Linked DNA regions of Homo sapiens: all the other regions are linked to region 1. A link is a loop called in an ENCODE intact Hi-C map of the cell type or tissue named here. Cell type or tissue: OCI-LY7. All regions are shown on one strand.

What was found. Peaks named below come from ENCODE experiments on the same cell type or tissue, not always from the same donor. Only the 100,000 strongest peaks of a DNase experiment are listed, where the experiment ranks them.
Region 2: a loop joins it to region 1, with 5 times the contacts of the local background. A loop is called at or near these places in 6 of 110 quality-filtered maps.
Region 3: a loop joins it to region 1, with 2.4 times the contacts of the local background. A loop is called at or near these places in 3 of 110 quality-filtered maps.

The regions. Positions count from the first base shown.
Region 1 is chr9:105,355,723-105,363,722 of GRCh38, forward strand. It overlaps SLC44A1 (solute carrier family 44 member 1), which reads left to right. Exons shown (of 16, transcript NM_080546.5): 6 at 490-659; 7 at 2,622-2,711; 8 at 5,469-5,608; 9 at 7,099-7,285. Among named protein-coding and RNA genes, the nearest start is that of FSD1L, 88 kb to the right of the region's middle. In OCI-LY7, CTCF peaks have their summits at 4,834 and 5,055; a DNase peak (open chromatin) is centred at 2,409; H3K4me3 peaks cover 832 bases; H3K27ac peaks cover 2,324 bases.
Region 2 is chr9:105,256,428-105,264,427 of GRCh38, forward strand. All of the region lies in intron 1 of SLC44A1 (solute carrier family 44 member 1), which reads left to right. Among named protein-coding and RNA genes, the nearest start is that of SLC44A1, 16 kb to the left of the region's middle. In OCI-LY7, no CTCF peak of the experiment used is centred here; DNase peaks (open chromatin) are centred at 3,194 and 3,514; H3K4me3 peaks cover 3,125 bases; H3K27ac peaks cover 3,618 bases.
Region 3 is chr9:105,401,145-105,409,144 of GRCh38, forward strand. It overlaps a transcript of SLC44A1 not described here. Among named protein-coding and RNA genes, the nearest start is that of FSD1L, 43 kb to the right of the region's middle. RefSeq lists a silencer at 4,330-4,530. In OCI-LY7, a CTCF peak has its summit at 673 (motif pointing left); DNase peaks (open chromatin) are centred at 647, 4,457 and 4,857; H3K4me3 peaks cover 1,783 bases; H3K27ac peaks cover 2,659 bases.

The DNA of each region.
Region 1 (8,000 bases):
TGTTTTGTTAGAGGAAACATTCTATTAATGGTGGCATATTTCAAGTAAAAGCATGTGCTTTTTATTTTTAAATCGCTTATGGCAAAAATTCATTTTCAGTTCAATAAAGTATGTGTTTGTAAGCTTTGTCATCTGCCCCTTGACTGGTAGATGTGCAGGCTAAGGAGTTTTAAGTGTTTGGTTTTGCTTTTGGTAGTTGTGTGTGTGTATGTGTGTGTGTGTGTGTGCGTTTCTTTTCAGAAGGGGCGGGTAATGTCTTCTGTTGGAACATGCACTCCACCCTCTTTGATAAGGCTTGTGGTAAGATTTGCATCACTACCCATGACAGTCATCCTCATAGCATTAAGCACACAGCTCTTAGCTCCCATAATGATGTGTGGAGGGTGGAGTGTATTGCAGCCATATTCACCTTTCATTTGTGTGTTTGATGTGGCATTTATATTAAGTAGGAGTAATTTTTTTTCTGATTTTTTTTTCTTGTGTCACCAGTGCACCTATTCCATTCTTCCATCGCTGTGCTCCTGTGAACATTTCCTGCTATGCCAAGTTTGCAGAGGCCCTGATCACCTTTGTCAGTGACAATAGTGTCTTACACAGGCTGATTAGTGGAGTAATGACCAGCAAAGAAATTATATTGGGACTTTGCTTGTTATCACTAGGTAATTGTTTTTCTCATTATTAGCTATTGCATAGTATTGCAGAAGAAGACTGTTTTGTCTTTTAGCCAAAATATGAATACAACTGGGGATACTTGTAAAATGTTTAACTTCCCATAGCCAAAATCATTGTTTCAGATTATATATAGTTAAGAATATGTACATATAAGTATGTATATATATCTGAAACTCATTCCCTTCTTTTTTTCTTTCATTGGAGAAAACTAGTGTTTTCCCAAACGTTGTTTACTAAGTCTATAGCTACTTTAATATGAGAGCAAGAGGCTTCTTTTAATGAATCAACAACCCTCTGTTTTTAGTTATGATTCCTAAAAGGTGTATTTACTTATACAGGAGGCGACATATTCTCTTATATATTCCCATTTAAGAACACAGATTTCTGATAGATTACTTTTGAAGTATGTAATTTTTTTTTCATTGCTACAGTGCATAGTATCAGTGTATTGCTGGAAAAATTAGGAAATCTCCACCTATTAGCCACTGAGTTTTCTAGTCAATAAATAGATAATAAATCAAACAAAAATGTTATTTTCAAGATTAAAACTCCCTATATTATTCTAGAACTATATGTACCTTATCAGAATGTATAGGCCTTCTTAGTTGGGAGAAGTAAACTATGGTAGGAACCAACAGCTATTTCATTATATAAGTAAACTTAGTATTTATGCCTGTTAACAATTATAGCCATTGAGAAGATACAAGCTGTATTTCCGTCTTTCCTGTCATTAGAGAGTATTTTCTTTTTGCTTAGGTAGTACTTGACTCAATTGAAATAATGCTGTCCATATGAAAATCTATTTCTGTGATATTTGAAAGGCTCCCATCTGTTTTTGGTTCCTGTACATTTATTGCAAAAGTGAGTACCTTAATAATGTTACCTAGACACAAATCCCAACCATTTATTTGGCTTTGCAAGTGGCCCAAAGAAACTTAACTGTTAGTCTAGCTTTATATCAAAATTATTTGGTTTTTGAAATAGTTAAAACTTTAACCAAAAACTAAAGATCCAATTAAAAAATAGTGCCAATAATGCTAAGCCATCAGAATTCTATTTTTTATTAGAATGATTCTCTTTTGAGGCTTAAGAGTGTAATATAATCTTAAAAAATCTTTGTTCATTTGTTTGTGGAATGGGCCTTTAGATAATTAAGAAATTTATAAATTATTATTTCAGAAACGTATTTCCCATGCAAGGGTTAAATCTTTCCTTTCTTCTTTAAGATTTTTACTCAGGATTATAGCACATCGGATTTAGCTTGGGGCAGGTAGAAGAACTGGCTGTATAACTCAAACAGCTTTGCTCCTTTTTGAGGAAGGTCTCCTCACCTGGGACCCCTGACCTCAGTTGAGAAATTAGACAGAGGAAATTCGGCCATAGTAGGCTTCAGGATGTTATTCCACAGAGTCGGACCATCCTTTGGAGTTCTAGAGGAGAAACAGCCAGAAAAGGATAAGATGCCATTTAGCTTCTTGACTGACTGTCAGAGAAGTTAGTTGCTCCTGAAATACATAGATTACTCAATAAAGCGTAGCTCCTAATTTAACTGATCTCTGTCTATGTGTAGTAATTTTTCTTGTCACCAACATGACATGTCATTCTCTACACTTTGTGTGCTGGCATGTATGTTTGCATGTCTGATGTCTTCCCCGTGGTGAATCCACAACAGTCTTGTGCTGTTTTTGAGTCACCATGTGCATTTGCATGTATTTTTTTCTGTAGTTTATAAACCCACAGTTAGGTGACTTTGGTTTCGAGTGATGCTATTTAAGTGGTACAGGTAGCAGAGTCAAATACAACAGCAGCTAGTTTCCTTCCTTATCTAAATTGTGGTCAATAGCAACAGATTATTTCCCTGGGGAAAAAAGCAACCATTTAAAGCGTTTTTATTTGTATTTACCTGCATTTTCAAATAATATTCTATATGTTCTCTATCTTCCCTGCAGTTCTATCCATGATTTTGATGGTGATAATCAGGTATATATCAAGAGTACTTGTGTGGATCTTAACGATTCTGGTCATACTCGGTTCACTTGGTAAGCTATTTATTTCTTTGTTTTCTACCTCAGCCTCTTAACTACTTTGGTAGAAAATAGAAATATAAAGAAGAAAATAAATTATATTTTCACAAGCTATATCCTCAAGGAAGACTGTTAATTTTTGCCTTAAAATTTCTTATAATTATATTTGCCCCTCCCCTCATTTCATCACTGTTGGCATTTGAAGTTGAGACCTTTTTTCTATGCATATGTATATAAACATATGCAGTTAAATTTTACCAGCTGAATATGAAACCTTTTAGTAATGGAATTTGTTCTCATTACATTTATCATCTTCACTGGTATGTTTGGTCTTACTGTTCTCATCTGTTCTGTCTTTCTTGAAATTCATTCTTTCTTGTTTTCTCTCTTTGCTACACGAACTATGTTTTCTTTGGTTATCTTCACCCTTGTTTTGATGGTATACGTTACATTTTCACTTCCACAGTTGTTTTCAGAAAATATTCTTTAGACTACTGTGATTATTAAAGTCAGAAATAAGATGATATATGTTGAGTTCTTCCCTGCCTCCCTTAAATTTAACATAAACTTTCCTTCCTTTCATCCCCTACTCTCTTCTGCTCCCTCCCACTTTTCGCCCTTGTTAAATAGTCTGAGCTTTTGTACTCGGGTTATAATTAAAGTTAAAATATTGCTTTCACCTGCTGTATCTTTTTAAAACTCTTGTTTATCTTTGCCTTAAAAACTTTTATAATTATATTTACATTTACGTTTTCCTGGACTAGTTTTAGTAGGAACTACTGGTCCTTTTTCCATAAAGTAGTACAGAACTGCTAGTAAGGAAAACTAAATCAGTTATTTGGAAATAAATTTGAAGAAGTCTTCCTGAATGTAAAGGAAAATTACCAAAAAAGTAAACTGTTAAGTTAGAAGATGACAGCAGAAGAATAAACAATGACCTTAGGAGAAAAAAACCAATGGAACAGAAACAATAATCAAATACAGAAATAAAAAATTTTAGAATTGAAAAAGATTCCCCCAAAAGATCATAGGCAAATTTAATTAAGATTCAGAATTAGACAAAACTTTAAAACTCTAGATATGAATAGTGTTATAATGATTAAATTAGATCACATCTATAAAGGACTTAGCACAGTTCCTAATACAAATTTAAATTTTAATAATAAATACTGTCTACCATGGCTATTGTGAACAGCTTCCTCCTTGACATCATTATTTCAATTTCATTCTATTTTTTTAACTTCAGCTTTTCTCCTATAATTCATTTCTGTATGTAGGAAACATATTTTCTTCCATTTTCTGAATATATTAAACATTTTTCCAGACAATTTTCTTGTGCCTGCAAGACTTCAAAATGGAAACATTCCCTTGCTCTAAAATGTTTTTCACCAATTTCTGGTAGTTTTGATTTGTTTCCTCCTCTTCAACAGATGGAAAATTTGTACTTGGTATTTGCCAACAAATAGGTAATGGAATTTGCCTTTGATCTCATTAACTCTTGAGTGCAGATGTTGATGTACATCGACTTTGCTTCAGTTTTTTATATCCCAGACATTTATCATATCAGCCACACACACACATGTCTCTACTCTGAATCATCCATTTTTTCACTGTGACCTACAAGGCCTTACAGTGTGGTCTGGTCCGCAGCTACCTCTCTGCCCACATCTCTACCACTTTCCGCATTGCTCATTGCAGTAGCCACAATGGTCTTCTTTCTCTCATACTAGGCATGGTTCTACCTCAGTCTCTTTGAACTTTGCCTGGGACACTCTTTCCTTAGATAGTGTCATAGATTGCTCTCTGTCTTTGATTCCATTGCTCAGATATCATCTTACTAATACCAGTGAGGCCTTGCTTACCCATCTTATATAAAATTGCAAAGCTTTCCCTACCCAGACACTCTATATCCTTCTTACCAGGAGATCATTTTTTCTTTAGACTTAATATACTGTATTTTTCCTTGTTTTCTTATTTTTTTGTTTCCCTATTATTATATAAGTTCCATGAACAGCAAGAGTAAGAACTTGGCTTTGTTTACTGTTCTATCTCCAGCTAGAACAATAGGTGCTGTAGCATTCAAAATGCTGAATGGGTTGAAAGTAGGTATATAAGTCAGCTCTCATATGTGGAGGTAGGTTTGTCTCCCTCTTCAGTCTGGTTCTTTGAATCTCTCAACCGGTGTTGGAGATTTAAAAATGCTTATCCCTAGCACCCACCACTATCAGAGATTTCCTCTTTGTTCCTCCCTTTGGTGGGAACTGTTCTTTTGATTTGCATTTATTCATTGTACAAATACTTAATCAACTGCATTACTGTGTCAGTGCAAGTCACAGAGGTATCTGTGATGAGTACAACAGAGAAGATCCTTGCCCTCTTTAAGCTTCATTGATGTTTTCTGTGATGCTTATTTCCTTCCTCCAGCCTCCTCAGCTTAAATGCTGAGGCTCTTTCTTTGTGGTCAATTCCTGTCAGGGGTGTATGTTTCTACTGGCTCGCTCTTAGCTTCATAGTCAATAATAAATACATTTGAAGGAAGCTTATTTGATACACTGAAGGATTTATAAATGCTTAATGTGGAGGATGATAATAGAGCAATGGACACTTTCTTTATGCTGGCAAAAAGTTATAGCTATGTACTTCCCAGCCAAATGGATTGTCACTGCATTAGTCCCATGATGATCTGTAGGAAGGGTCAAGAAAATTGAGAATTTATGTTACACATTTTCTTATCCTAATTATTGCATTAACAGTTGGGTCTTTTGTCTCCAGGAGGCACAGGTGTACTATGGTGGCTGTATGCAAAGCAAAGAAGGTCTCCCAAAGAAACTGTTACTCCTGAGCAGCTTCAGATAGCTGAAGACAATCTTCGGGCCCTCCTCATTTATGCCATTTCAGCTACAGTGTTCACAGTGAGTTTAGGCTTTGGCGTGTCTTTCGGTTTTGTGTTTTTGTTTGCAGGAGATCATTAATGGAGCAGAAACTCAAATCTAGCTTTTGCATTCCTAACCCTGATCTCCAGTAGATAATATCTCTGTGCCATAGTGTATGAAACACTAAAAAGTCTCTTGAAGGCTTCCCTCATGGATGAGTGCTATTTGATGAAACATTTTTTCTACCCTGTCTGCTTTTTGAGAGAGGATTTTCACCTAGAATATTTACATTACCATTTGCTTACAAGAACATATTTCTTATTGTCATAAGATAATTACTTTTTAAAAATGGTTCCCTTTACTGTAGAAAAGTATGTTAAAAAATATATCATTCCATTTACTTGTTTGCTAATTATCTTCCCATTTGTCTTTCAAACTTTTCATTTAACTTTATGGCGTTATTTCAAAAATATAGGTGTGGTCAGGTACAGTGGCTTATGCCTATAATGCAAGCACTTTGGGAGACTGAAGTGGGAGGATCACTTGAGCCCACGAGTTCTAGACCAACCTGGGCAAGATAGTGAGACCCTGTCTTCACAAAAAATTAAAATCAGCTGAGCATGCTGGTGTGCACCTGTGGTCCCAGCTACTCGGGAGGCAGAGGTGGGAGGGTCACCTGAGCCATGATTGTGTCACTGCATTACAGCCTAGGCAACTGAGTGAGACCTTGTCTCCAAAATATATATGTGTGTTTGTGTGTGCGTGTGTGTGCGCGCGCGCGCGTGTGTGTGTGTGTGTGTGAGATTTGCTGCTTAGGTATTAAGCAATAAAATTACCAATTAACATGTGGTTAAATAATTTATATGTATACCTTTGGTTCATCATCGTCTTCTCTCTGAAAAAAGAAAAAAAATCAGTCTACTTCTAAGAGCAATCCCAAGCTTTTTATTGAGCATCAGAAACAAAAAATAAAGCCATCATAAAACCATTGGTGCCAAAAGATATTTGTTAGTTATTGTTATACAGATATTACAACAAAATATGAATGAAATCTCATTTTAGGTACAATTTGCTGTGCCAGCTGCTGAAGATGGGATGTGGGGGTGGGAGGAGGCAAAGGGTGAATCTGACACAGATCCCACTTTTAAGGAGCTGTTGGTCTAATAAGGAAGATACAAATAAAAACCTCGTTTTTGTGGTGTATCTGTTTAAATAAATAAAGAGTCTCATCCTGACTGACAGTATGTTTTGGTTCATAATGAGTGGCAAAGGGAAAAGGAAAAAAATTCTAGAATGTATTAATAAGTTGAGAAATCCTTTTATGTTTTGCTTTAAAGGTCACTTGGTAACCATAATATAAAATTGACAATAAATATTGCAAGAGAGATACTTACTGATAAAGTATTATTGAAATTCAAAGAATGCTACCTCCAGGTTTGGGGCTGAAGGGTTATGTTAAAAATTTCTACTATTTTCGGTTTCTGTTTTCACTACTTATAATAATAACTGAAACCATTCTCTCCATACAGGTGATCTTATTCCTGATAATGTTGGTTATGCGCAAACGTGTTGCTCTTACCATCGCCTTGTTCCACGTAGCTGGCAAGGTCTTCATTCACTTGCCACTGCTAGTCTTCCAACCCTTCTGGACTTTCTTTGCTCTTGTCTTGTTTTGGGTGTACTGGATCATGACACTTCTTTTTCTTGGCACTACCGGTAAGAAGATAAGCTTCTTTCTCTTAGTGACAAACGTGATTTGCATTCCAGTATTTTAGAACATCAGAGAGAGGTAATTCTTCAGACATTTGTTGATGAAGGTCCAATAGCCATCAGAACTTGTAGTGGTTATGGCTCCTCAACAACCTACTTCATATTCGTCTTTTTTTTTTGAGACAGAGTCTTGCTCTGTCACCCAGGCTGGAGTGAAGTGGTGCTCTCTTGGCTCACTGCAACCTCCGCCTCCCGGGTTCAAGTGATTCTTCTGCCTCAGCCTCCTGAGTAGCTGGGACTACAGGCACATGCCACCATGCCTGGCTAATTTTTGTATTTTTAGTAGAGACAGGGTTTCACCATATTGGCCAGGCTGGTCTCGAACTCCTGACCTCATGATCAGGTCAGGACGCCTGCCTTGGCCTCCCAAAGTGTTGGGATTATAGGCGTGAGCCACCGCACCTGGCCTTTTATTTTTTTTGAGACAGAGTGTCTCTCTGTCACACAAACTGGAGTGCAGTGGTGTGATCTCAGCTCACTGCAACCTCAGCCTCCCAGGTTTAAGCGATTCTCCTGCCTCAGCCTCCCGAGCAGCTGGCACTACAGGTATGCACCACCATGCCTGGCTAATTTTTGTATCTTTAGTAGAGACAGGGTTTCTCCATGTTGCCCAGGCTGCTCTCCAACTCCTGGCCTCATGTGATCCATCCACCTCGGCCTC
Region 2 (8,000 bases), 99 kb before region 1:
CTTACCCAAAGTAAGTCCAGAAGTAGTGTTTCAGGGCTAATATGAGACTCCTCGTTTATCAAAGACCCACTCTCCTTTTGGTTTCATTATGTAAGCATATGGCTTTCATTCTTAAGATTACAAAATGGCTGGAAACTCTTTTTTTTTTTTTTTGAGACAGGGTCTCTCTCTGTCACCCAGGTTGGAGTGCGGTGGTGAGATCTCAGCTCACTGCAGCATCAATCTCCTGGGCTCAAGCTATCCTCCTGGTTGAGCTTCCCAAGTAGCTGGGACTACAGGCATGCACTACCACGCCCAGCTAATTTTTGTATTATTTTTATTTTATTTTATTTTATTTTATTTTATTTTATTTTATTTTATTTTATTTTATTATTTTTTGAGATGGACTCTTGCTGTGTCACCCAGGCTGAAGTGCAGTGGCGTGATCTCAGCTCACTTTAACCTCCACCTCCCAGGTTCAAGCATTCTCCTGCCTCAGCCTCCTGAGTAGCTGGGATTACAGGTGCCCACCACGACAGAGGGCTAATTTTTGTATTTTAGTAGAGGTGGGATTTCACCATGTTGGTCAGGCTGCTCTCGAACTCCTGACCTCAGGTAATCCACCCGCCTTGGCCTCCCAAAGTGCTGGGATTACAGGTGTGAGCCACTGCGCCCGGCCTTTTTTTGTTTTTGTTTTTGTTTTCTTTGAGACGGAGTTTCGCTCTTGTTGCCCATACTGGAGTACAGTGGCATGATCTCAGCTCACTGCAACCTCCGCATCCCGGGTTCAAGCGAGTCTCCTGCCTCAGCCTCCCAAGTAGCTGCGATTACAAGCATGTGCCACCACGCCTGGCTAATTTTGTATTTCTGGTAGAGATGGGGTTTCACCATGTTGATCAGGCTGGTCTCAAACTCCTGACCTCAGATGGTCTGCCCGCCTTGGCCTCCCAAAGTGCCGAGATTACAGGCGTGAGCCACTGTGCCTGGCCTGTATTTTTTTGTAGAGACGAGGTCTTGTCTCCCTATGTTGCCCAGGCTGGCCTCAAATTCCTGGGCTCAAGGGATCCACCCATCTTGGCCTCCGAAGTGCTGGGATTACAGGCATGAGCTACCGTGCCTGGCTCCCAGATTGTAAACTGTGTCTAGAAAATGAGTGCAAAGAGAGAAACAAACATAAATAATTAGAGGCTAAATTGGGTGGCAAGGAGTTCAGGGGACGGGGAAACCAAGAGAGGAAAGAATAGTTGGGGAGTTGGCTTCCTGAAAATGATTCTCCAGCAAAAGATCTGGTCTGGAAGAATGGGGTTTAGAAAAAGTGAAGGGCAGACAGATTTTAGTAGAAAGCAGGGAGAGGAATTCCAGTGTAAAGAACAGTTGGTCAAAGGCAAGGAAGCAGACAATAACTTGCTGCTTGTCAGTATGGAAAGGAGACCTGACCAGAGTGGAGTGAAGAGATGTTATGTTGCATTTGGGGAAGGCATTCATATTTGAAGGGGAGGAAAATGGGCAGCCATGGAGGAGTTTTCAGAGTGGTTTAAGGAAGATTAATTTGACAGCATAACTGCACCTGAATGGGAGAAATAGAAGGCAGAGGCCGCCCAGGGAGCTGTTCAGTAACTCATACCAGTGTAAACAGGAAACAGAGAAGAGTTATTGTGGAGTCAAAATAAAATAGACCTTCCTGACTTAATCTGGATATGTGGGATGAAAGAGAAGGAAAGAACAGATGTTTTGAACGCCACATCATGGAAGAAGGGTATTATAATGGCTAGACATGTTAGTTGAGATGGGGACTAGTTTGTGGAGAGGGGAAGATGAATTCAATTTTGTATGGACTGACTGGAGGTGGTACTGATATTAATACCTCCAGGCGGTATTTTCCATAGGGAATTGAAGACCCAGAACTGGATTTCAGAAAATGCTTTAAGTCATGAGCATATAGAATATAGAGAACACCAGTCATTGCTGGGGATTTACTGTGTGGTAGCCTCTGGGCTAAGCGCTTTACATGCAGTTCTCATTTTATTCTCATAACTCTGAGGTGGGTCCCAGTTAGCCTCATTTTACAGAGGAGGAAACAGAAACTCAGAAAGGCTAGGTACCTTGACTAGGATCGCCCAAGTAGTGTAAAACTGGGAGTAGTTCCAAGCCTGTGCACTTCCTGCTGTATTTCCCTCTGCTGTTCCAAGGACTGCTATATTAAATGGTAGATTGAATGTACCTTAGATACCACTTTTTTGTCTCTTAATTTCAGAGGTTGTGTGTGCTGTTTGCTGTTTGTTGTTTTGTTTTGTTTTTTGGGATGGAGTTTTGCACTGTTGCCTAGGCTGGAGTGCAGCGGCGCAGTCTTGGCTCACTGCAACCCCTACCTCCCGGATTCAAGGGATTCTCATGCCTCAGCCTCCCAAGTAGCTGGGATTATAGGCGCCAACCACAACACCTGGCTAATTTTTGTTTTTGTTTTTGTTTTTTTTTTTTGGTAGAGAGGGGGTTTCACCATGTTGGCCAGGCTGGTCTCAAATTCCTGACCTCAGGTGATCCGCCCGCCTAGGCCTCCCAAAATGCTGGCATTACAGGTGTGAGCCACCACGCCTGTTTGTTCTCTCTTTAAAGTCTATGTGTAGGTTGGTTTTAAATCAGTGCACCTCAAACTATAGAGGCCAGGGTACGACAGTTTGGAGCAGAGTCTGAAAGTGGTGGTTATAAACTTCAGACTCTAAGTAAGGACCAATGGCTACTGTGCGTATCCTCCAGGGCCCTTCCATATTTTCTTCTAAGAACTAAGTCTGAACAAGTCTGTCATGACAGCAAGTTTACTACTTGTTACTGTAATTGTGTTCTTTCCCCATAATTCACCAATTCCTGAAAATACACTTTTAAATAAGTAATGGATATTTATATGTTTAGTCAGTCTTTGGAGATTCATGGCCTTCGAAAGGGTTAATATAATTGATGCTTGTGTTATTAATATTGAGTGCCAACAAGGCTCTGGAGAGCAGTAAGAGAGGAAAGGGTGAAGAAAATGGCCTCAATAAAGTTGACTCTGGAGCACAAATGATTAGTGTGCACATTAAGATCAAATTACGAAGGCAGAGATTCCTACCATCAGAGCAAGAGCTGGAATTTTTAAAATAATAAACTTCATTTTAAAAACTCAGCATATTTAAGAGAGTTTTATTCCTTGCTTGCTAAGCCTCAAAGTTTTTCCAAATCTATTTTGCATGTGGTTTTGTATTTTCATGACAATTCTGAAACCACAGGTGTTGGAAGACAATTCTAAAGATACCAAGTTTTAAGTATATTTTGACATATTTTGAAACTAGCCATAGTTTTAATCAAGAAAAACATTTTTCAGTGTACACTGCTGATAGAAGCAGATTTCAGTTATGAAAGTTTGGAAATAATACTTTAATAAGGCACTTCATTTTAAAACTGAAAGCAATTCTAGTTTGCTGCTAGTTTAAAAAGTTTATAGTTTAATGTGATCTGAGAAAGTAAACCAAGACCAAGTGGAAACACTTATTTATCTTGAGGTTGCAACAAGCAAATTGAGCTGGGAGACTTCTGGGTGAGGAAGGATCTGCTACTTAAATCAGGCTCTAAGATATGATAGATGGTGCTCTACATGCCATCACTTTGAAAGATTTAAATGTTTCTTATGTAAGAATATCTTAATCAGGATTTCTCCCAAGTATGTGCTTCCAAAGCACCAGGGCTACAAGGTGTTCTGCCAAAAAAAGGGTTCTGAGGTCAGAAAAGTTTGAGAGGTTCTTCTTGCTCACTTCATACCACCCCCTCACTGGCCTCCCAACCCCATTTGAAAAGTAATCATGCATATTAACATATTTAGGGTCATTGCCCTGCCTCCCAGGAAACCAGTTTAACTTTGCTTAACTGGCCTTTATTGGACTTATCTGTCCTTTAAAATTTTTTTCACTATATCTTGAACTGCTCTCCTACACAGCACACTTTGAGTAACACTGCTTGAAATACTGCTTCTCAATTTCATTCTCCCAAATGACAACAAAAGTGATTATGGTGAAACCAGAAGCAACAATAAGGTTGTTGGATCAGGTGACTCTTAACTAAGAATCACTCAGCTCTGAAACTGACTTTAAGTGCATCACAAACTTCATGTTCTTCTTTAAGATATTGGCAAAAGTAGATAAATTTCAAGTCACTCAAGTATATTATAACTTAAAACCCTTTCACGTGAATCATTGTTTCTCAGATTAGTGATTTGAGATCTCCAAGGGATATTAGGTAGGGTAAATGATTGACAAAAGAATCCTTCAAGTTTGAAACTTGATAATATGAACTGCTATGGGGTCAGCTGGGCCAACAGCAAGAAGGGGAGCTATGATCTGCACTGGAGGATTTTCTCCTTTCTTCAAGTCTGCTGCAGCAGAGGGGCAGTTACAGTTATCACTTAAACTCCAAATGACCATTCGGAGATGGAATGCTATCTTTGGTTGGAGAAAGAATTGAGGATAGGGATGATGGGCCAAGCAAATAATAGATCCTCAATAAATGTTTATTGAATACATATGGAACAGGGATGGAGTATTCAGAGACTAAACATTTAGTTTGTGGTGCTGATACTTGTCAAGATTATGGTTAAAACAAATACAACTTGCCAATGGAGAGAAATGGGAATGAACCTGAAAATTAAAACTAGCTGCCGTTCAAACTGTTTAATTCTGGTGGGCTTTTGAATTCTACCTTGCTAGCATGTGTTCCTAGGTTATAATGAAGTCTTGGTGTATACATTAATATTAACCAATCAGGAAAAAAGGCACATCATAAGCTAGAACCCTCTGGGCCTCATCAAAACCTCAGTATGACAGGTAATCAGCACTGGACGATAGATTTATTATATAAGAATGAGGGCCTTCTTTCCCTTCTGCCACACCGCCTTCCCCCATTTCCCTGCAACACACCTCTTGTTTCTGGCCCACAGAGCATAATGAAAGCTCTTCTGGCCCATTTTCTCAGTGCCTGCCTGGGAGTAGACTGGGTAAAGCTCCAGTCTTAAGTATTTTGTTCAGAGTGTGACCTGGAAGATGACAAGCAGCACTGCTTCTGCCCATTGCAGCAATGAGGAAACTCAGGACAAAGGGAAGATGCTGAAAAGTAAAATAAAAGAACCGAGAATATCGGTAGAATAAAAAGAGAATCCCAAGCTGGCTGCATGCTTTGGTTCTGTTCAATGTTCATGGGCTGGTGTGCTGTCAGGCTAAGTACTGGGCTCAACAAAGAATGAGACTTTTCCTTCTGTAAGTGTGCAGTCTGTTAAGGGAGATGCTACGGAGGGGTGTAGCTTTGTCAGTGTGCCAGAGCCCAGCTGAATCTGTGTTTCTCTCTCTCTCTTTTTTTTTTTTTTTTTTTTTTGAGAGGGAGTCTCACTTTGTCGCTCAGGCTGGAGTGCAATGGCACGATCTCGGCTCACTGCAGCCTCTGCCTCCCAGGTTCAAGTGATTCTCCTATCTCAGCCTCCCAAGTAGCTGAGACTACAGGCGCCCGCCACCATGCCCAGCTAATTTTATTTTTTTATTTTTAGTTGAGACGGGGTTTCACCATGTTGATCGGGTGGTCTCGAACTCCTGACCTCAGGTGATCCGCCTGCGTTGGCTTCCCAAAGTGCTGGGATTACAGGTGTGAGCCACCACGCCTGGCCCTGTGTTTCTTATATAGCTAAATATTAGTATAGTTTACAAGGTGTAAAACACTGATAATTCCTTGCTAGATTTTAAACTAATTTTCAAAACTAAAAACTAGAAATACAAAAGTGCCCTAAAGGAACATAGATGTTATTTTTGAAGTTTGGTTTGTGTTTGTGCTTCACTGGTAAGGATGAAGTTCAGTAAACTTTAGGATAAAGTTATTGTGTCTGTAGGCATGACAGCATTTTATTATACAGAGTGAAAAAAATACTGTCCTTGAGTAAGAAAATAACAAAGCTTCAGATGCCTGTATGCAAGTCACAATGGCTTTTGAGGCAGTCCCATAGAAAAGATTGTACCTATAATATGGGTAATATTTTAATTTTCATGTTGAAATGACCAGCTTTTAAGCTAATAAATGAGTTTTCTTCTTTGATAGAGCAGATTCTAGAAATTTTAAAGTAGAACACATCGAAAGTATTCTTCTGTCGTTGTTGACTAACCTATGGTGGCTCTTTTGTTGCTCTTATGTGTTTATGACTTAGTCATGTATCTCTGCCCTGTTACCCTGCCAGGAAATCCATGTGCTCTTGCCATAGTCCCAAAGTCTCATACCTAACTGGGCACAGTGACCTGTTTAGTGTTCCATGGCCATGGACTAACTACAGGGTCCAGAATGGATTCAGGGACACCCAAGTATTCAATTTGTTTCCTACCACTACATCAGACCACCTTTCCATTTATCTTCCAGCTTTCTCCCATTCAGACATACATTTTCTGTTTATGCTCTTTAAGTTTTTAAATCTCATTTGGTTCCAAAAATGTTTTAGGTAATTTTTAATAAAATGTAAATATATTTAAGACTTTTGAAATGAAAAGCCAAAAGCTGAAAGGAGGTGGAGGTGGGATAAAAGGAAAAAGAAGCACAAATGTACCGAGTGCCTGAGCTTCTTCACCTACCAGTGTTTCTAGTCCTATTTTAGAATGATACTGATTCAAAGGAAATTGTCACATGGAATCCTTTTACAGAATTACACAACTGTCAGGGGCTTAAGAGGTCTACCAAGGTAGCCATGAATTTTATGTCACATACTCTACGTGGATTTTGTTCAGTCTTTGTTTAAACACTTCCAGCAACAGATAACTTACTGCTTCCTGAGGCATTTGTTCTACATTCAGGCAGTTATTAGAAATTTCATTTTGCACTACCGAGCTCTGTGTCCATGTAACTTCATTGTTCTGATTCTGCACCCATTAGCCAAACAGAATAAAAAACCGAAATTGGCCTTTAGTGTGTGCCAAGGTATGTGTGTGTGTTTTAAAGTTAAACACCTTTAGTTTTTACAACCATGTCTGAATGTCAGACTTTCAGAAACTTTACTGTTCTGGGCCACTTCTTTACTTTACTTTTATGCTTTCATGATTAAATCTATGTAATTTTTATTTTTATCAGTTACACATGTGTGTATTTTTTTTTTTTTTTTGAGATGGAATTTCACTCTTGTTGCCCAGACTGGAGTGCAATGGCGCGATCTTGGCTCACTCAACGTCCACCTCCCGGGTTCAAGTGATTCTCCTGCCTCAGCCTCCCTAGTAGCTGGGATTACAGGCACCCGCCACCATGCCCAGCTAATTTTTTGTATTTTTAGTAGAGACAGGGTTTCACTATGTTGGCCAGGCTGGTCTTGAACTCCTGACCTCAGGTGATCCACCCGTCTCAGCCTCCCAAAGTGCTGGGATTACAGATGTGAGCCACTGCGCCCAGCTCATATGTTTGTATTTTAAAGAGTTAAGCATTTCTAGGGCTTGTTATTTTAAAAAGCTCCCCACCCTCCCCATTTTCTGCTGCCCTGAGACCACCACTTTTAAATCTTTAATTCTTTTGCTTTTCCCCCTATATATCTTTAATATGCTTATACTGCTACCTCCTCGCTTTTCAATTTTTGACATTAATTTTGGACTCCACTGTAGAAGATAAAGATTGAGCTGTCTTCCAACACCATCCTTTGCCCTACCCTGTGCACCTACTTCGGGTTGCCCTTATCCTTCTGCTGCAGATATATCATCATAACTTTGTTTGGATCAATGTTCAGTCTTTTTTGTTTGTTTGTTTGAGATGGAGTCTACTCTGTCACCCAGGCTGGAGTGCAGTGGTGTGATCATAGCTCACTGCAGCCTCAACCTCCCAGGCTCAAGTGATCCTCCCACCTCAGCCTCCTGAATAGCGGGGACCACAGATTTGCACCACCACGCCTAGCTGATTTTTAAAAATTATTTTGTAGAGATGAGTTCTCATTATGTTTCCCAGGAGGGTCTCAAACTCTGGGGCTCAAGTGATCCTCCTGCTTTGGCCTCCTG
Region 3 (8,000 bases), 45 kb after region 1:
AGCCAGCTGTGAAAGCCATCTATTTACATAAAAATGATGATTATGGTTATCTCTGTTTTGTGGGACTATGAGTAATTTTAGCTTTTCCTTTGCTTATTTGTATATTTAAAATATTCCTCTATAGTTTTTAACAGGAAAAAATTATATTAAACACAAATAGCTGGGTAAGATAATAAAATGATAGTAACTAAACCAGTGTGATAATAGGCCAGTGGAATAGAAGAGAAAGTTTCCAAAACAAATCGTATTATTTATAAGGGATTATACTTAAAATAGAATATACCTAAAATGAATAAGGAAGGAAAGAGTCCATTTAATAAATTGTAATTTAGGACAATGGGCTTTCAATTTGAAAACAAATCTAAGTCAAATCTAAATGGATTTAGGATTTTTTTATTATTATTAGACCAGGGAAAGGTCAGGAGGAGGAGTGGAGAGGATCTGATAAAATTAGAAAGATTAGAAGAAATAATAGAAATGATAGACTTGAAATAATAGGATGATGGAAATGATAGGTGGGGATTAGGGAGATGCACGTCTCACATTTCCTGGAAATTGTGATGTGTGAGGCCCATTTCAGATGCATTTCCTAAGCATGCTCACAGCAGCGTGCTAAATGTATCCACTTTCATTCAACAAGCATTTCCTGAGACCTCTTCTGGTCAGCCAGAGTTATATTCTGGGAGCTCAGTTCTAAATACTCCCTGATCTTAAGTAGCTCACAGCCTAATGAGGGACGCAGAGAGCAGTGATAGTAGAGAGTGCTTTGGAGCACACAGGAAGGTGTTGAGGTCATTAGGAGAAACTGTCTCAGCTGAGTCTTGAAGGATAAGCAGGGATTAGCCAGATGATGAAGGGGTGGGAGGGTGATTCTACCCAGAATAGAAGCACTTTGGCACTCATATAGCAACATGAGGAACAGAAGTCATTCAGGATGTCCAGAGCAAAGAAGATGTGCGTTTGCACCAAGAGGTGACCCTGGAGAGGATACAGGACTCTTACATGTGTGTTCAGACCTAAAGTGTGTGTTGTGGGGAGCCTGTGACAGGTTGTAAGCAGAGGAGCAATCTAGCCATATGGAGACTGCGTTGAGAGTGGAAATCTAGAAGAGAAAGACTTGGGAGGAAGGAAGCCTGAGCCGGGGCCTAAGAGGAGGACTGGAAAAGAGCAGGATTCCAGCGAGAAATCCAACAGGCTTGGTGACTAATGAAATTGGAGGGAAAGGGAAAATAAATCATGAAGGCCTATACTCAGGATGACGTGTGCCATCTCTTCATTTAGAGATGGGGGCTTTTGCCAGATGGTCAAATTCATCTAAGCTCTGATTCTCTACTTCATTGAATATTGGAAATATTTACCTTTTCTGTTCCATGCTAACTGTTGTAAAATCTCTGTAGTGATAGGAAGGAGTCCATTAGAGTTAGAGGTCCTGAAAATATTTATCTGTGCCAGCAAAAAATGTTTTCCACTCCCTGATAATGATTTCTGGTTTTCAGCTCCCCACATAACAAAGGCGTGTGTCGCTTAGGTAGTTGTAGACAAACCTCTCAATGACTCCAACTCTACTCTTCTACATTGTCATGCTAACCATTGGTGTGCTTCTATGCTAACAAGAAATAACATGCAATATGTTTTTAGTGTCTGTTTATATATTTATGCTGCTTTTGTTTTCCAAGAAGGCATATATACAAAAAGATTTTTTTTAACCCCAGGCTGGAGTGCAGTGATCCCATCATAGCTCACTGCAGCCTCAAACTCCATAGCTCAAGCGATCCTCCCACCTCAGCCTCTAGAATAGCTGAGACTACAGGCATGCACCTTCACACCCAGCTTTTTTTTTTTTTTTTTTTTTTTTTGGAAAGGCAGGGTCTCGCTTTGTTGCCCAGGCTGGTCTCCAACTCCTGGATTCAAGCAATCTTCCCAACTCAGACTCCCAAAGTGCTGAGATTACAGGTGTGAGCCACCATGCCCAGCCCGAAAAGATTATTAAACTAAAAATATAAAAGCAAAGACATAAACAGGAAGAAACAAATATGCTGGACTCTGGGACTAATATGGTCACAGTGCATTGAAGCCTTAAATTCTTTCAGCTTTCTTAGCAACCTGATAGGAAAGGAAAACACAAAGATCGATAGAATTTTATTCTCTGGTAGAAGAAGGTTTATGCATTCTTCAGTTTACTGTGGAAGCAAAAATAACCCACATATGGCTCTTAAATTGGGATTTGGGGATGCTAAGCTGGGGAAGTCCCAGCATGTAATTTCCTGATGCTTTCACTGAAGTTGTTACCTCATACCTTATTTAGATCTGTTTCTACTATGAGTTACACGACATGGTTCTTGGGTGTAAATAAAACAGAAAGATAAGTCTTCATTTATTTCGGATACATTCACTGAGTTCTACATTAGCTAAGAATACCAGAATAAGAGACCCAGCCTCTGCTCTCTGAAAACTCACACCATATTTAGGAAGCAAAGGAGTAAGCAGATGATTGTAATCTAGTGTGCCAGCCACTCTAACAGAGTTAACTCAGGAGTAGCAGGGAGACCCACCTGAAGGTGGGAGGGCCAGGGAGGTGGGGCTGTAATAAGCAAATAAGCCTTTGGGGAAAGGGAAGTAGAGAGTGTTCCAAGGAGGAATAGCGTGTGTGAAGAAATGATGATGTGTCTGTGAATCTGTACTGAAGTGTAGGTGTGGGGACATGAAATTGGAGCGGTCAGTAGGGATCAGATCTCGAGGGTCTTGCAGGCCACCCTAACGGTCTTGATTTTATGCTGCAGAAAATGAGGACTTGCTGAAAGATTTTAACCAAAGGAATGTTTGGAGATATTTGCCTTTCAGGGGAAAAATTACCCTGACAACAGTGGGGAGTATGGCATGGGGTGAGTTGCTTCTGGGCCAGGAAAACAAAGTGAAGAGACCATTGTAAATATACCATGTGATTCAGAATGAGAATTCCAACTAGGGCACTAGCAATAAGAATGGAGAGAAAAGGCAGGAGAATCGCTTGAACCTGGGAGGCGGAGGTTGCAGTGAGCTAAGATTGTGCCACTGCACTCCAGCCTGGGTGACAGAGCAGGACTCATCTCAAAAAAAAAAAAAAAAAAAAAAGAATGGAGAGAAAGGGATATATTTAAAAGCTAATGGAGGGATAGAATCATCAAAAACGGATGATTGGTTGGTGTAAGGGGCCAAGTGAAAGAAAGACAGGAGTGAAGCGTGAATCTCCAGGTCCTGGTTTGCATGCAATGCTGCATTGGAAAATAATTTACTTTTCACCTGGAAAGAACCACTTTAAGATGAAGCCGTATTTACTTTCATAAAGAGACAAGATAAAATAACAGAAAAAGCACTGATGTAGGATTTGGAGTATTTGAATTTATTGCCAGTGCCTCCAGTCCAGTCATGGGTTGTTTGTCCTCTCTGCCTATTTTCTTGACTATAAAATGTTATATGCTCAGCCTGTGCTGTAGGACTACGATGATAAATAAATGAACTTAGGGGATAGGAATATGCTTCGAAAGCAGTTAAATACAACAGAGTTGTTATCTCCTTATTTTCTGATGCCTAAAGGAGACAGCATCGTATAAGGAAGAGAACAAAGGTTTGGCACTATGGATATAGATTTGAATCTGTCTCTGCCTCTTGCTGTAGAAGCTGGGTAACCTGCGAAAGCCACAAAAGCTTTTTGAGGCTCAGGATCTTCCTTTGTAAAATGGGAATAGTCATGTTTTATAGGGATTGTGTAAGACAATGATAATTTTTTCATTTCACTCATTCATTAGCTAACAGATATTTAATGAGTACCTACTACGTGTTAGAAGCCAAGAATATAAAAGTGAACAGAACAAGCTAGAGTCTCCACGCTAGTTTTATGTATAAAAGCTAATGGTGGCTAGGCGCGGTGGCTCACATCTGTAATCCTAGGACTTTGGGAGGCCAAGGCGGGTGGATCACTTGAGGTGAGGAGTTTGAAACCAGCCTGGGCAACATGGTGAAACTACATCTCTACTAAAAATACAAAAAATTAGCTGGGTGTGATGGCGGGCACCTGCAATCCCAGCTACTCGGGAGGCTGAGGCAGGAGAATCTCTTGAATCGGGGAGGCGGAGGTTGCAGTGAGCCGAGAATGTGCCACTGCACTCCAGCCTGGGCGACAGAGCAAGACTCCATTTAAAAAAAAAAAAAAAGCTAATGGTGGGATGATATGATTGAAATGGCAGAGCAGGAAATTCCAAAACTCCATCATTCCACAAAAACGATGATCAAATTGACAAAAACTGTCCAATCAATTTTTACCAAATTCTAGAATCTAATAAAGAACTTACACACCTAGGCAAATGCTAAATAAAGACATTTCAGTAAGAGCATTGAGGCATGTTAACTTATCTGCATACCATCTCCACTCACCAGCTTAGCAGCATCTGTGAAAGTGGTGGCTCATGTTTCTGATGTGGCTTGCCAATGCCCAAGTAAGCAATGTGTGGTTAGACCTTGTTCTCAAAAAAAAAATTGTGGTTGTGTGTTTTGAATTGTCTGGTGGCTCCCTGAATGATCAACTCAGGGGTTTATCTTTGTGTCACATGCCTCAGAAGCTTCTTAGGGTTGAAGTGATCTCCCAAGTGACATTTGTCAATGGCACTTAAAGGCTTATATACTAGCTGCAGCAACCTGTGGTGAAGAATAACAGATGCGGCAAACGGCAGACAGATGGAAGCCTGGGAAAGAAGAGGCTAGAAAAGGACATACACGGAGGAATAACAGCTTTCAAAAGCTCCTGCATATACTAGGAAATGTCCAAGGCCACACACATGCCCAGGGCTTGACACAGGAAGGACCTGAGAAGACCACAAACGTTCGCTTCTGGCTAACCTTTCGATGCAAGCAGGAAGTAAAGGCTAGAGCAGAGTTGTAAACAGTCTTGCTAAGGGTTAAGCAGTGCCCCCATAAAGAATGAATGTGCAAAGACTGGAAGGTGATCTCTTTTTTTTTGTGGCTCCAGGTATTTAAGGAAAACTCTGTCAAATCACTAGCTGACCATAAACTAACAAAACAGAGACTTCAGTGGCCACACACACACACACCAAAGAATACAGTCTCTACAATACATAGTTCAGAAAAGTCATTAAACAAATAAACAACGATAACCCACAATAAGCCAGCAACTACAAACCCTAGGGAGGAGGAAGAATCTGATTTCCAGAGTTGCCACATTATAATATGCAAAATGTCCAGTTTTCAACAACAAGAAATTACAAGGTACACAAAGAAATAAGAAAGTACAGCCTATTAACAGTAGAAATTAACAGAAACTGGCCAGACGTGGTGGCTCACACCTATAATCTCAATACCTTGGGAGGCTGAGGCAGGAGGATTGCTTGAGGCCAGGAGTTCAAGACCAGCCTGGGCAACATAGTGAGACCCCATGTCTACCAAAAAATAGAAAAAGTAGCCGAACATGGTGGCGTGCATCTGTAGTCCCACCTACTCAGGAGGCTGAGGTGGGAGGCTTCCTTGAGCCCACGAGTTCAAGGCCGCAGTGAGCTGAGATTGAGCCACTGCACTCCAGCCCGGGTGACAGAGCAAGACTTCATCTCTTTAAAAAAAATTTTTTTAAAAAGAAACTGTCTTTGAAGAAGCCCAGATATTTGACTTACTAAACAGAGACTTTCAATCAACTGTCTTAAATATGCTCAAAGACACAAAGAAAGTGAAGGACAAAGAACTAAAGAAAATCAAGAGAACAATGTTTTACCTAATAGAAGACATCAATAAAAATATAGAAATGATAAAAAAGGGAACCAAATAGAAAACCTGGAGTTGAAAATAACTGATATCAAAAATTCACTAAGAGGGGTTCAGTAGCAGATTTGAGCAGGCAGAAGAAAGAATCACCAAATTTGAAGATAGATCAACTGAGATTATTCAGTCTAAGGAGCAGAAAAAGAAAAGAGTGAAGAAAACTGAACAGAGCCTAGGAGACCTGTGGGATACCCTCAAGCATACCAACATACACAGAATGGGAGTCCCAGAAAGAGAAGAGAGAAAGAAAGGAGCAGAAAGAATATTTGAAGAAATATTGTCTTATAAGGTCTGGGCTATAAAGAAAAAAATACTTGAAGAAATAATGGTTGAAAACTCCTCAAAAGTGATAAAGACATGAATGCACATCTAAGAAGCTCGACAAACTCCACATAAAATAAACCTAAAGAGATCCACACTCAAACAGATTATAACCAAATTGTTGACAAAGAAACATAGAAAATATTGAGTGCAGCAAGAGGGAAGCAGCTCACTACATATAAGTGATCCTTAATAAGATTATTCCCTGATTTATCAGAATGAGGGATGATGTATAGTAACCCTGAAAGAAAAACAATTGTTAATCAAGAATCCTGTATTCAATAAAATTCTCCACCAAAACTGAAAGAAGGCCAGGCACAGTGGCTCACACCTGTAATCCCACTGTAATCTCAGCACTTTGGGAGGCTGAGGCAGGCGGATTACCTGAGGTCAGGAGTTCAAGACCAGCCTGGCCAACATGAGGAAGCCTTGTCTATACTAAAAATACAAAAATTAGCTGGGCGTGATGGCACATGTCTGTAATCCCAGCTACTTGGGAGGCTGAAGCAGGAGAATCACTTGAACCTGGGAGGTGGAGATTACAGTGAGCTGAGATCATGCCACTGCACTCCAGCCTGGACAACAGACCAAGACTCTGTCTCAAAAAATAAAAATAAGGCCAGGCACGATGGCTCACACCTGTAATCCCAGCACTTTGAGAGGCCGAGGCAGGTGGATCACCTGAGGTCAGGAGTTGGAGACCAGCCTGGCCAACATGGTGAAACCCTGTCTATACTAAAGATACAAAAATTAGCTGGCATAGTGGTAGGCGCCTGTAATCCCAGCTCAGGCAGGAGAATTGCTTGAACCTGGGAGGCGGAGGCTGCTGTGAGCCGAGATCTCGCCACTGCACTCCAGCCTGGGCGACAGACTGAGATTCCGTCTCAAAAAATAAAATAAAATAAAAACAAAAAACTGAAAGAAATCAAGACATTCTCATACAAACAAAAGTTGAGGAAGTTTGCTTCTAGTAGACCTGCCCTATGAGAAATGCTAAGGGAAATTATTCAGGAAGAAATGAAAGAACACAAGTAACTCTAGCTATACAAAAAAATAAAAAATAAAAACATCAGTAAGGAAACTACATAGGTAAACATAAAAGCTAGTATTATTGTATTTTTTGTTTGTCACTCATTTGTTGTTGTTGTTGTTGTTGTATTTGAGACGGAGTCTTGCTCTGTTGCTCAGGCTGAGTGTAGTGGCATGATCTCAGCTCACTGCAACCTCCACCTCCTGGGTTCAAGTGATTCTCCTGCCTCAGCCTCCTGAGTAGCTGGGACTACAGGTGCATGCCACCACATCTGGCTAATTTTTGTCTTTTTTAGTAGAGACAGAGTTTTACCATGTTGCCCAGGCTGGTCTCGAACTCCTGACCTCAGGTGATCCACCCACCTCGGCTTCCCAAAGTGCTGGGATTACAGGCGTGAGCCACCGCACCCGGCCTGTCACTCACTTTTTTTCTACATGATTTAAAAGGCAAATGCATAAAACAATAATTATAAATGTATCTGAATGAACACACAATGTATAAAGATATAATGTATGACAATAACAACATAAAGGGAGAAGGTGGAGCTACATAGGAACACAGTGTTTGTACATTATTTAAGCTAAATTGGTATTAATTCAAACTAAATTATTATAAATTTAGGATGTTAATTATAACCCCCAAGGTAACATTAACAAAATAACTAAAAATATACATTCATAAAAGGAAATGAGAATCAAAATAATACACTAGAAAAATCAATTAAACATAAGAGAAGACACAGATATGATATAAAGGAAATAAACAACAAAATGGCAGAAGCAAGGCCTTACTTACCAGTTTTTTAAAATGTAAATGGATTAAACTCTTCAGTTAAAAGGCAGAGTTA